Linked DNA regions of Mus musculus: all the other regions are linked to region 1. The links are chromatin contacts, found by Hi-C or POLR2A ChIA-PET in ENCODE. All regions are on one chromosome and are shown on one strand. Each heading gives the region's core, a stretch centred on a gene start or an enhancer-like site at or near the end of the contact. The rest is flanking DNA. Distances are from core to core; before and after follow the strand shown.

The links. A loop is a pair of places that touch in the nucleus more often than their neighbours do. ChIA-PET counts read pairs that join two places held with the same protein, here RNA polymerase II (POLR2A).
Region 2: POLR2A ChIA-PET joins it to region 1 with 19 read pairs in embryonic stem cell. The contact joins the promoter of Gng7 here to the promoter of Map2k2 in region 1. POLR2A ChIA-PET finds 5 or more read pairs at or near these places in 4 of 5 experiments (Patski and embryonic stem cell).
Region 3: POLR2A ChIA-PET joins it to region 1 with 11 read pairs in Patski. The contact joins the promoter of Dapk3 here to the promoter of Map2k2 in region 1. A Hi-C loop is called at or near these places in 4 of 37 maps with a recorded cell type or tissue (heart, mouse trophoblast stem cell and v-Abl transformed pro-B cells). POLR2A ChIA-PET finds 5 or more read pairs at or near these places in 4 of 5 experiments (Patski and embryonic stem cell).
Region 4: POLR2A ChIA-PET joins it to region 1 with 27 read pairs in Patski. The contact joins the promoter of Slc39a3 here to the promoter of Map2k2 in region 1. POLR2A ChIA-PET finds 5 or more read pairs at or near these places in 4 of 5 experiments (Patski and embryonic stem cell).

The regions. Positions count from the first base shown.
Region 1 is chr10:81,104,366-81,107,415 of GRCm38, forward strand. It overlaps Map2k2 (mitogen-activated protein kinase kinase 2), which reads left to right and starts at 1,550. Exons shown (of 11, transcript NM_001347144.1): 1 at 1,550-1,873. The coding sequence starts at 1,782. It overlaps Mir5615-1 (microRNA 5615-1), which reads right to left and starts at 308; the gene lies at 249-308. It overlaps Mir5615-2 (microRNA 5615-2), which reads left to right and starts at 251; the gene lies at 251-310.
Region 2 is chr10:81,013,529-81,016,578 of GRCm38, forward strand. It overlaps Gng7 (guanine nucleotide binding protein (G protein), gamma 7), which reads right to left and starts at 1,397. Exons shown (of 4, transcript NM_010319.3): 1 at 1,328-1,397.
Region 3 is chr10:81,181,613-81,184,662 of GRCm38, forward strand. Dapk3 (death-associated protein kinase 3) reads left to right here and starts at 1,395. Exons shown (of 9, transcript NM_001190474.1): 1 at 1,395-1,484; 2 at 2,364-2,463. The coding sequence starts at 1,472. Eef2 (eukaryotic translation elongation factor 2) reads left to right here. Exons shown (of 14, transcript NM_007907.2): 13 at 1-13; 14 at 277-897. The coding sequence ends at 470.
Region 4 is chr10:81,035,809-81,038,858 of GRCm38, forward strand. It overlaps Slc39a3 (solute carrier family 39 (zinc transporter), member 3), which reads right to left and starts at 1,507. Exons shown (of 4, transcript NM_001358898.2): 1 at 1,396-1,507.

The DNA of each region.
Region 1 (3,050 bases), core at 300-2,799:
GGATTTTCGATTGGGAAACCGCTGTGGTGACATTTATGGTGTTTTGAGGCCCGGACTTCTGTCTGCAATGATGCATGAAGGCAGATGTAAACCAGGTCTCTCCCCAGCTTCTCCTTAGCAGCTGGCCTGGGAACAATCCACAGACTTATAAAACAGTAACTGAGCGGGGCAGGCTCCACTGGGCAGAACACTCACCTGGGTTCCACTACCAGCCGCAGAAAGTGGTCCCTTGTTGGGCTACACCCCAGTCCTTGGTTGTTTTCTGAGACAGAAAATGAGACTCTTTTCTGTCTCAGAAAACAACCAAGGACTGCTCTTCCAGAGGTGTTGAGTTTAATTCCCAGCAACCACATGGTGGCTCGCAACCATCTGTAATGAGATCAGATGACCTCTTCTAGTGTGTGTTTGAAGACAGCTACAGTGTACTCATACATAAATAAGTAAATAAACCTTAAAAAAATAAAATGGTTTGTTCTCACAAAATTGTAACAAAAAAATACATTCTCAAAGTCATTGAACTGAATAAAGGCTGTAGCCAGGTGAAAGCCTGCTTGCCTCCCTGGTGGGTTTCATCTTTACCATCTGAGAGGTAAAAAAACGCGGAGAACTTCCTTGTGAGATGCTGTCACTCAGAACAAACTTCATGGCCACCGTGGGCTGCAGAGCAAGACCCTGCAAGTCTGATTTCCATGTGCCTGCTCAAGAGCCCAGAGCAGGGGTTTTACTATGTATCTGTACACTCTGAATTCCAAGAGTGTGACCCTGGACAAAGAACCAGCCCTGAGTGGTATGTCTACACAATGGAATGCTATTTGGCCAGGAAAAGGACGAGAGCCCTGCCATCCAAACCATTGTGGATGGACCTTGAGGGCAAAGGAAAAACAAGCCAGACATAAGTGACCCTAACCACAAGAAGTGTTCGGATTCACACACTGAAATGGTGACCGTCAGGGATGGGGACCAAGGGAATTTATGTATTACCCATACCCGAGCTTCAATGAAGGGCCGTGAGAAAGGTCTGTAGGGCTATGGGATTGTTGCAGAACAGTAAAACACTAGGGGTTGGGACTGGAGGATTGCAGGGAGTGGAGGTGAAGCCTGGACAACACAGTAACTTCGAGAACAGTGTGGGTGGGGTACTGAGGCTCTGTCTCAAAATAAAAACAAAAACAAACAAGCAACAAAACAAACAGCAGGAAGTAGGGCTCAGTGGGTAGCGCTCTCGCCTATAGGACACGGGGCCGCAGCAAAGCAGGAAGCAGGTAAGGTAGCTCAGGCCTACGGTCCCAGCGGCCAAATCTAGGAAAATATATGAAACTAAACAAGTCTGAGTCGACTGATGCTGGCAGGTCTGTCTCCTCGCGGTCCTGCCGTGTGTAACCCCACCCGCGTTTGAGACGCACACGCAGCCGACCCCGGGAAGCTGATCGTACAGACAGACGACTGCACCGCCGCAAACATTAAACACAGCGTCCGCCTCTGCCCTTCTACAGTAGGCCGGGGAGCCACCTCGCGCATGCGCCTCGGTTGAGGGCGGGACCTCGCAGAAAAAGATCTCGCGAGAGCTCGGCCTGCGAGCTTGTGGCCGCCCCCTGTTCCCCGACCTCCCGGCTGCGCTGCAGCGTCAGCTTCACTCGGCCTCGGCGTCGGTCTGCTCGCCCCGGCGCTCCGGGCTCGTCCGCCTTCCACCTTCTGCCCGGCCTAGGCCGCAGCCCCGGGCCCGCGTCGCGCCGCCCCCTATGGGCCCCGGCTGAGGCGTCGCCGCTGGCCGTGGAGCCCCGATGCTGGCCCGGAGGAAGCCGGTGTTACCGGCACTCACTATCAACCCTACCATCGCCGAGGGCCCGTCCCCCACCAGCGAGGGCGCCTCTGAGTGAGTAGGCGGGGCGTGTGAGGACAGGGGCGGGCCTCGGCGTGAAGGGGGCGTGACCACAAGTGGGGGTGTGGTCTGAAGGGATAGCAGCGCCCGGGAGGACAGGGGCTGGTCCTGAGAATGGTGTGGATGGAGGTGAGAGGGGCGTGGAGTTCGAGGGCTGGAACAAAGCCTGGTTGGGGGTCCGGGCATGGAGGGGGTTGTGGGGGGGGGGGTGGAGGCAGGGCCAGTTGGGTGAGTCACGTGGTGTGTCAGCTTGGCCCGGGGAAAGGGGCGTGGTCTAAGGTGAGTGGCCTGTGAGCTTAGAGGGCCGTGGCCTTTGAGGACTAGAACAAAAGCCTGGTTGGGGTCGGGGCCAGAGCAGTGAGGCTGGTGGTCTTATCAGGTTGGCCAGATGGGAGAGGGGCGTGGCCCAAGGGGAGAGCCCTGAGTCCTGTGAGCGTAGAGGGGCGGGGCCTCGGCCGGAACTTGGCTTTAGAAAAGTTGGTCTGGAGAGTAGCAGTGCCTGAGGCAGGGTAGGGATGGGGACAAGGTGCAGGGATCTGAGAGAATGGCTTTGGGAAAATCTCTGCTGTTGAAGGGGAAACAGGGGGCAAAGGGGGCGGCGTGGGTACAAGAGGGGGGCAGGTCCTGCAGGTGTTGGGACCAAGAAAGGGGAGCTAGAGAGAGGTATGACTTGGAGTAAGGAGAGGGGCCTGAAGAGAGGCAGGGCAATTGGAGACCCAAGAAAGAAGACGTCCTGAAGGTGGCCAGGAGAATCAGGGGAGCAGTGAGGCTTTCCGGGTGTGTGTGTGTGAGGTGTGGTATGGTTAGAGGAACAGAGGCCGTGCGGGGTAGCCTAGCCTAGCGCTTAAGACTGGGTACCAGGTGAGTGGAGCAGTTGAAGGCATGACTTGTCTGAGGAGGCAAGGCTGGCCTTGCAGGGGCAGAGGGAAGGAACCTGTTGGAAGAAGCAAGGGGAGGTGCAGGGGAGAGCCTGGCTTGGGGAGTACATGGTGACCTAGTGGAAAGTGGACAGTGCCCTTGGAGATGGGTGTGGGGGTAACAGACTCACTATGATGGGGTGGGATGAGCGATGCAGTTGGGTACAAAGCCTTCCTGAAAAAGGGTCAAGTAAGGACGATTGATCAAATAAGGTTAGGGATAAGGTTTTTTTGGGAGGAGAAGGGGAAGGCTG
Region 2 (3,050 bases), core at 147-2,646, 91 kb before region 1:
TTAGGCTCCACACTGCATGCCAGGACCTCCTCCCTGATTTGAGAAAGTTACACATGTCCCTAGATGTTACCCAGTGTTCCCTGCACAGCAGAGTCACCCAAGTTCAGAGACAATCTTACACTAAACTGCAAGCTGACTGTGGTGTTTTTGAGACAGTGTCTCACTCTGCAGTCGTGGCTGTCCTGGAACTCACTATGTAGCCTAAGCTAGCCTCAAATTTTCCATTTTTCTGCCTCAGTTTCCTAAGGACTGGGAGAGCACGCCTGCCACCACCGGGGTAGAGATTCTCATTTGCACCCCAGGATGGTGGGAGTCAAGGGGGGTTCCTCATAGTCTTTCTGTGACAGCTTGCACCAGAATGGCCTTAACACATATCTTCCCTGGCAGATACTGCAGGGAGCCTACCCAGGGCTAGCTGCCCTGCCCTCATGAGGAGGTAGGGGGGACTGAGGACTGAGGGACAGCAGCTAACAGATCAAAGCAGAGTCCCAAAGCCACTGAGAGCACTAGACCTGTCTGCAGCTGCAAACCGGTGAACTTGGTGCCTGGTTCCCTGACACCTGGCAACAGTTTCAGTGCTATAACAAGAGGTCCCCCAGCCAGCCACCGTCACCCTCTCTCCCACCTCGCCCCTACCCCCACCCCATCCCACCCCCGCAGTGGAGAGCTGCCCACACACCTTAACACTATTGCCCCTAACACTCCCACAGGAAGTTTCTGAAACAGTCAGTCAACACTGGAGCCTTGTGCACCCCAAGATCTAAGCCTATGTACCCTGAGTCCCTGAGAGGGACACACAGGTACCTTCCCCCTGCTCTATGTCTTTGTCTCCAAGGTGTTGGTACTGTGTGCAACCAAACAGCAAACAGGTAGTGCCCCACTCCTCCTTGACTGCACCCCACTCCTCCCTGACTGCACCCCTCTTCTCCATGACTGAACTCCATTCTTCTCTGTCTGTATCCCACTGTTGTCTGACTTCACTTCACTCCTCCCTTATTGTACCCCACTTCTCCTGACTGTACGCCACTCCCCTGACTACACCACACTCCTGTCACCTTACCCAATACGTATCTGACTGCACCAAACTCAGTCTTGTATGACTGTACCCCACTCCTCCCTAATTGACTGCACCCCACTCCTCCATAACTGATTGCCACCCATTCCTCCCTGATTGCACCCCACTCCTCTTTGACTGCACCCCAACTCTCTCTGACTGCACCCCACTCTTGTCTGACTTCACCCCACTTCTCTGGGCTGCCCCCGTCCTCTCTGAGGCAGCCCACTCCTCCCCGATACACCCCGAGTCTCTTCAGCATGCGGAGCTCACCTGCCTCCAGCCAGTGTCTCAGCAGCCGCACAGCCGAACGCACCGCGGGGCCTAGAGAGGGCTCTTCCATGGGGCGGGGTCTCCCGCGATGAGGGCGGAGCCTCTGTAGCATTCGGACCAATCAGAAGCCAAGGTGGCGGAGGTTGGTCCAGAGGAGGAGCCTAGGGCCGACAGTCTGGTAGGCTTAGCCTTGGGGGCAGGGCGGGGCTTCGGGCTCGAGTGGGCGGGCCAAACCCAGGAATGGCGTCTCCACGGGCCATTCACTAGCTGGAGGGCGGGGTTATGCGTCTAAAGATTGGCAATCAATGGTGCAATCAAAGGGGCCTCTCTGAGGAGAAGCTGCTTAACGTTAGGCATGTACTAAGTCAGGCTTTGTTTTGTTTGGATTTTCGAGTTTATTTTATTGGTGTGTATTTATTGTATGGTATAATGAGTTTCATTATGACGTTTGCATACATTTGTATCCCATATTGTGATAATATTCATCTTCCGCTGAGCATCATTTTAGCAGTAAGAAAACACCGATCAAACTCCCCATCTCAGCCCAGATCTAACAGAACAGCAAGGTCCAGTCAAAAAACCCCATGGGAGCCAGGGACAGGAAGCTCCCTTGTGGTTTTCAAGGAACGAGTTTGAATCCCGAGCAGAGACCCAGGATAGTGAGGAAATACTGATTTTTTATTTGCTTGTTTATCATTTCTGTATTCTGATGTTCATCTCCGGTTTTTTCTATTCTCTCTGTTACTTGGGTTTTTTTTTGGCTTTTGCAGTACTTGGCTTGGGTTATAACTTCAGCCATATATATATATTTTAAGACAGGGTCACAGTAAACCGCCCAGGCTGGCCTTGAACTCACCATGCAGGAGAGGATGACTTTGACTCTCCAGTGGGGGCAGTGGCACCAGGGACTCATGCTGGAAGCCCCAGCCCATGGGTCTGCATTCTCTACAAGTTTTCTTGGTGACCTCAGAGACATCTGGAACATCCCTGCAGGTAACAGCCATCCCAGGGAAAGACCAGTGCAGCCCCTGGGTGGGTGACCTCAGGATTCTGGTGTGGACTGACATTCTGTGACAGACAATCTACTGGCTCGGCTCCCTGGACTCTTGTCATTCCTGAAGGAACCTGGCTATCATCCACACACACATCCACACACATACATGCACACACATATGAATGCCCCCACCACAGACATGCACAGACAGGCACACACATGCACGTGTGCTCACACACACAAACACACACAAACACTGCACTTTATATTCAGAGAAAGCCCAGAACCTTTCTTCAGTGTTCTTCCCTGGCACATCCCATCCAGGCTGTCCCCAGACCCTACTACTGTTTGTGGTTCACCTGGTAGATGCAGAGTTGGGCTATCTTCCAGCACTTGAGAAGATGAGGCAGGAGGACTGCCCCAAGTTTGAGTTCAGTTTGGGCTACATGGGTGAGTTTGAAGCCATTGTAGGCAACATGAGACCCTGTTTCAAAAACTAACTAATGCTGGAGAGTCGGCTCAGTGGTTAAGAGCACTAGCTGTTCTTCCAGAGGACCTGGGTTCAATTCCTAGCACTCACATGGCAGCTCACAACTGTCTCCAGTTTCAGGGGATCTGACACCTTCACACAGACATGCACACAGGCAAAACACCCGTGCACATAAAATTTAAATAAATAAATAAATAAATGAATAAATAAATAAATGAATAAATAAATAAATACAAACA
Region 3 (3,050 bases), core at 145-2,644, 77 kb after region 1:
AATGAGTCCTTTGGTGAGTGTCTGGTCCCTGGGGTTTGCAGATAACCTGCAAGGCCTGTGTAATATAGCTGCGGGGTGCAGAACAGAAGCAGATTTCTGTCATCACGGCCAGCTTGCTTAAGGGTGCCAGGAAAGACAGAGCTACAAACTACACAGAGAAACCAAAACAAAGGACCCAGGAATCCCTCCTGGGAGGGGTGGCAAGACAGCTAAGCATGTCCCCCCCCCACCCCACCCCCCCAGGGAAGTCACCTGAGTCTCCTGTCTTCTGTCTAGGCTTCACCGCTGATCTGCGATCCAACACCGGCGGCCAGGCCTTCCCCCAGTGCGTGTTTGACCACTGGCAGATCCTGCCTGGGGATCCTTTTGACAACAGCAGCCGCCCCAGCCAAGTGGTAGCTGAGACGCGCAAGCGCAAGGGCCTGAAAGAGGGCATCCCAGCGCTGGACAACTTCCTGGACAAACTGTAGGCAGCCTGATACTGCCACATGCTGCACAGTGCCCACCCATCAGAAGACACCTTGAGACTGTCCCACAGTGCTCCTCTAGAGGCTGCTGGGGCCACCCTGACATCACTCAGCACTCACTTGCTACCAATTCTATTTATTTCGGAATTACAAGATAGCGGGAATCTCTCTGCAGGCTGGACTGGCAGGCTGTGGGGTGGGCGGGACACGGCTCTTAACATTTTCAGAGGGAAACGCGCAGATGTCCAAAAGTCTAAATAAATGCATTCAGAGGTTTTTGGGGTCCATGGCCAAGTGGAGTTCCCCCAGAGGGGGAGGTGGGGTAAGTGCCTCCAGGAAGGCAGGCAGCCTGCCTTAGACTTGCAGCCCGGCTGTGGGAATGAATCATTGGAGTAATAAACTACAGTGGTTGATCCACATGTGCTCGCAACTCTGTTTTGTACAGCGCACGCTTTCCTGGTTTTCAGGGTATCTGGCTACCCTTAGGTGGCCTGCGGTGATTCACACATAACACACACACTGCACCCCGTGCGACAGAATGGGTTTTATTGTGAGTTCACAGTACTGCCTCAGTCCATTCCACAAACTTGAATCACTCCATAGACCTGCACATCAGGGGTTTGGTCTGCGCATACCCGGCTCCAGGTTATTGGCTTTCAGCCTCTCGCGTTAGCCAATCATCAGCCAGGAGCCCAATAATGATGTGCTCCACAAGGGCGGTGTCGAGCCTTCCTGTGAATCTGTCAGGCTGGCCAATGAGCACTGGACTCTCGCCTAGCCTTGGGTGATGACGTCACTAGTCAACGTCCGCTTCCGCTGAGAGGTCAGATGCTAACCAATGAGCGTGTGCATTCAATTTCCGGTTAAAGTCGTAGTCCAATGAGCGCTGGTTTTCGGGTTTTGCGGAGGTGTGCCCCTGCGCTGTCAGCGCATGCGTAGATGCCGTCTCAGGATTTGTACCGGAGGTTCTCGCGGGGGCCTCGCTGGCACCGGGCGGGGACTCGATGGCTGAGGACGGTACGAATGGGCCGGGTCCGGGACGTTGTGTTGGGACCCAAGGGACACGCGACGAGGGCGGGAGCGAGGGGAGGGAACCCGCGAGGGGCATGGCTTTCTCCAATCTCGAGGGGTGGACCTCTAGGAATAGCAACACTGCTGCGCATGTGTCAGGTTTCCGGCGACACCCCTGAGTTCCGGGGTGCTGGTGGGCATGATTGACAGGTGAGGAAGCTAGGTAGGAATTTCAAGAGCCGGACGCTATGGAAGTGTTTCGAGTAGAGAACCCCACGCTGACTTGGAACTCTGTTTAATCCTCCAGCCTCAGCCTCTTGAGTGCTAGGGTAAAGGGCACCTGACACTGTATTGTGTTTTATAGTTTTGTACATATATATATATATATATATATATATATATATATATATACTGCTTGAGAGATGTTGTTCCGCTTCTTTTAGTTATATCTATGCTTGTTTCTGAGAGGGGTGTCACAGTGCCCGCAGGTACCTGAGGTTCCTGAAGAGAGCGTTAGAGGTCATCAGGCCTGGGAGTTAGAGATACTAGTGAGCACTGGAAACTGAACTTGGAGACTGTGCAAGTACAGCACCCACTCTTACCGTCTCAGCCATCTCTCCAGTCACTTGAGCTGGTCTCATGGAACTCAGGCTGGCTTGTAACTCACCAAGTATTTGAGTATGCTCTTGAACTCGTAGCCGTGCAGCCCTCCGCTCCCCAGTGTGGGGTGTCAGGTTTGCTCTACCATGACCAAATTGTGGGTAGAGGCTGTAGATGACCAAAGAAAATCTGGGGCAGGGGCATTGTGTGTCACATATGCTGGGGAAGCCTCTTGGGAGAAGTCGGATCCGTGATAAACATTTCCTGTTTCCTCTGTCCCTCCAGCTCCTGTGTCCCCAGAATCCTTCAGAAGGCCAGCCGCCATGTCCACATTCAGGCAAGAGGATGTTGAGGACCATTATGAGATGGGAGAGGAGCTTGGCAGGTGAGTGGCGTGGGAGGTGGGTGCCCTTCCTCTCCTCAGTGTCTTGAAGCAGTGGCCACAGAGTTTTCTGGTGGTACCACGCCAGACTTCAGGTTCCCAGATGACAGGGAACCTGAGTTCCTTTTCTCTCGTGTCCTCTGTGGAGAGAGACACAGAGACCTGTAGCTGCTGCCCCTGAGCCGGGGACAGTGCCTCGGAGCATTGTCTGCTATGGGATTGTTCTCAGCTCGGTTTCTTCTTTTCCCCCATGAGACAGAGTCTTACTATGTACTCCTGGCTGGTCTGGAACTTGCTCATCACAGAGATCCTCCTGCCTCTGCTTCCCAAGTGCTGGAGCTAAAGGATTGCACCACCACCCTGGCCTTGGCTGATTTTGATTTTGGTTTTTTAAAGGCAGGCTCTCATGTCCCCCAGATTGGCCTTGAACTTCTTTTATGTAATTACTATATTTTGTGTGCATATGTGTCTTAGTCACAGCACAGCTTCCTGGAGTCTGTGCTCTCCTCTCCCATGCGAGCCAGTTCCAGGGACTGAGCTCAGGGAGTCCTTGGCAGCCCTGGGTGATGTCCCACCACACTGCACAGGCT
Region 4 (3,050 bases), core at 257-2,756, 69 kb before region 1:
TGCCTGCATCTGCCTGCCCAGAGCACAGGAACCCTAGCAGGACGTTAGACCCCTTTTCCTCCCCCACTTTTCCCCAGGGCCCCCAGGGTCCCCCTTTATTTTGTTCCCAACAGGTGCACAGCCATGAAAAGAAGCAAAACACACATATATGTAAAATGTTAAATTATGGGAGCGATCAAGGAAGACACTGATATGGAAGTTTAGGCTCCTCACGTGTGCACATACACGGTCTGAAGGGATGTGACTATCATCTTAGTACACAGGAGGGTGAGGCGGGACAACGGCTACACATTTGAGACCAGCCTGGACAGTGAGGAAGACCCTACTTCAGAATAAAGTAATACAACAAAATTTAAAAAGAAAATACAGCCGGGCAGTGGTGGCGCACGCCTTTAGTCCCAGCACTTGGGAGGCAGAGGCAGGCAGATTACTGAGTTCGAGGCCAGCCTGGTCTACAAAGTGAGTTCCAGGACAGCCAGGTTTACAAAGAGAAACCCTGACTTGGAAAGAAATATAAATAAAGAAATGAAATAATAAGATAAGATAGTAGCAGCAGAGACACTCTCAGCAGTTGAGAGCACTGGCTGTTTTTGCAGATGACCAAGGTTCCATTCTAGCCTAGAAAGATCTATCTATTCCCCTCTTCTGGCCGCTTTGGGCACTGCACACATGTGCATAAACACAGACACATAAAATAAATTTGAAAAGTAAATTTTGTCGAAAAAAAAAAGAAGGAAAGTAAATTTTAAAAATGAAAATAGGCCGGGCAGTGGTGGCGCACGCCTTTAATCCCAGCACTTGGGAGGCAGAGGCAGGCGGATTTCTGAGTTCGAGGCCAGCCTGGTCTACAAAGTGAGTTCCAGGACAGCCAGGGCTATACAGAGAAACCCTGTCTCAAAAAACAAAAAAAACAAAAACAAAAACAAAAACAAAAAAAAAAATGAAAATAAAATACGAAAGAAAATTAGGATGAAATAAATAAGGTTAAAATTAAGTTAAACTTTAAAATTAAAATATTCTAGAGGAATATTATAAAGGACATAATTACTATAATTTTTTAAAAAATTAACAACAAAAATAACTCCCTTAAAGTCCTTCCCTCCACTGCTGTGAACACAAGGCAAAGTGCATACAACAGGCGCCCAATTGATGCTAGAAGACAGGGTCAGGTAGGGATACCTCGGGTGCTCTCAAAATCGGGCCAGTCGGGGCAGGGCTGGCGGGCGACAAGCTCAGTCTTTCCTTAATCACTTATTGTGCGCCTACTGTGTGCTCCACTCAGCCTCACACTGAAGCAAAGACTCTGTGAACAGGCAGGCACGGTCGGCCAGGGCCCTCGGCTCCGCCCTGCCCCAAGCCCGCCACGCCCAGGCCACGCCCTGACCCCTCTTGTACCTCTGACAGCTCCTCAGGCCTCCAGCCAGTGCCACCTGCCGCCAACTGCCCCGCGGTCCGGACCCCGCCGCAGCGGACCAGCCGAGACCCCCGGGGCTGCGAGCTGCTACCTACGCCCCGCCCACATCAGCGTCTATTGGACACTGTCAGTGCCACTCGACAGAACTCATAGTCCATTGGTCGATGCTGCTGCCAATCCTTCTGCAACGCCTACTGGCTCCGGAAAGCAGTTTTCTCCTTTCTAAACATGAGTGCAGCTACCAAATGATTCCGATAGAAAACACTACTTGGCAACATAGTTCCGGAAGTAGGGCCTCCATCCCGGAGCTGTCCAGGGTCGCGTGGTACTGAATGAGTGTGGCTGGAGGCTTGGCAGGAAGCGATTTCCTACAGCGAATGGAACATTCTTGAAGTCTTTCCTCGCGGCTTAAGAAGATACAGGCGTCCACCAAATATCTATTGATAGCCAGAATAAATTCAAGCTCAAGAGGTCTACTGTGCCCCTCAATCACTACAGTTACTAACAATGTAATCATTCTACCCATACCTGCAGCCTAGGAAATGTCTCCTGAAGTGACATGGCACCTGAGTAGAGCCTACAGATACTACACAGTATGCCTTATTTTTACATTCATTTGTTTGAGCTACGGTCTTGCTGAGCAGCCCAGGCTGGGTGGCATGCAGAAAGCTCAGAATCCTCCTGCATCAGCTTCCCGAGCGCTTGGATTGTAGGTGTGAGTCACCATACCTGGCCTCCTGCTATATCTAGAGCACCTCACACAATATGTATGCTGTGTAAACCGTGCTTTTACTGTGCTAGACAACAAAGATGACAAAGACGCTTCATTCACTGCAGATCAAAGCTTTACAGAACACTATAGTTTTACACATGGTGATGTATGTCTGTCATCCCAGCACACTCTGGAGGCTGAGGCAGAAGATCCATGTACTCTGTCTTCCAAGACTGGCCTACAGAATGAGACACTGTATCAAAAGAGCCATGCACAGCACACTAACACATGAGCCTACCCTGATGTATGTGACATGAGCTTCTCGTATTTTCACTTATTTATTTGGTTTTTGAGACAGGGTTTCTGGCTGACCTAGAAGTCACTCTGTAGACCAGGCTAGCCTCAAACTCAGAGATATGCCTGCCTCTGCCTCCCAGAGTGCTCAGAATAAAAAATATGCGCCACCATTGTCCATCTAAATAAGTAAATAACTTATTTTTTTAAAGATTTATTTGGTTTGATTTTATGTGTATGAATGCTTTGCCTGCATGTCTAAGTGCCATGTGTGTCTCTGGTGCCCAAAGAGGTCAGAGGAAAGTGTTGCATGACCTTGGGTCAGAGTCACAGGTGGTCCTGAGCTACAATGTGTGAAACAAACCTGCATTCTCTGTGAGAGCAGCCAGTCAGTCTTCTTAACTGATGAGCTGTGTTCAGTCCTCCTTTCTAATTGTTAAATAGTATTCTATTGTTTGGATTAACTAACTATAGATCTGCTTGAATTTTGTTGGAGAGTTGGGGTGTTTCCAGATAAAAGTCATTTCTTTTGTTTTGTTTTGTTTTTCAAGACAGGGTTCTCAGGACAGCCTTGGCTGTCCTGGAACTCACTCTGGAGACCAGGCTGGCCTCCAACTCATTAATCCGCCT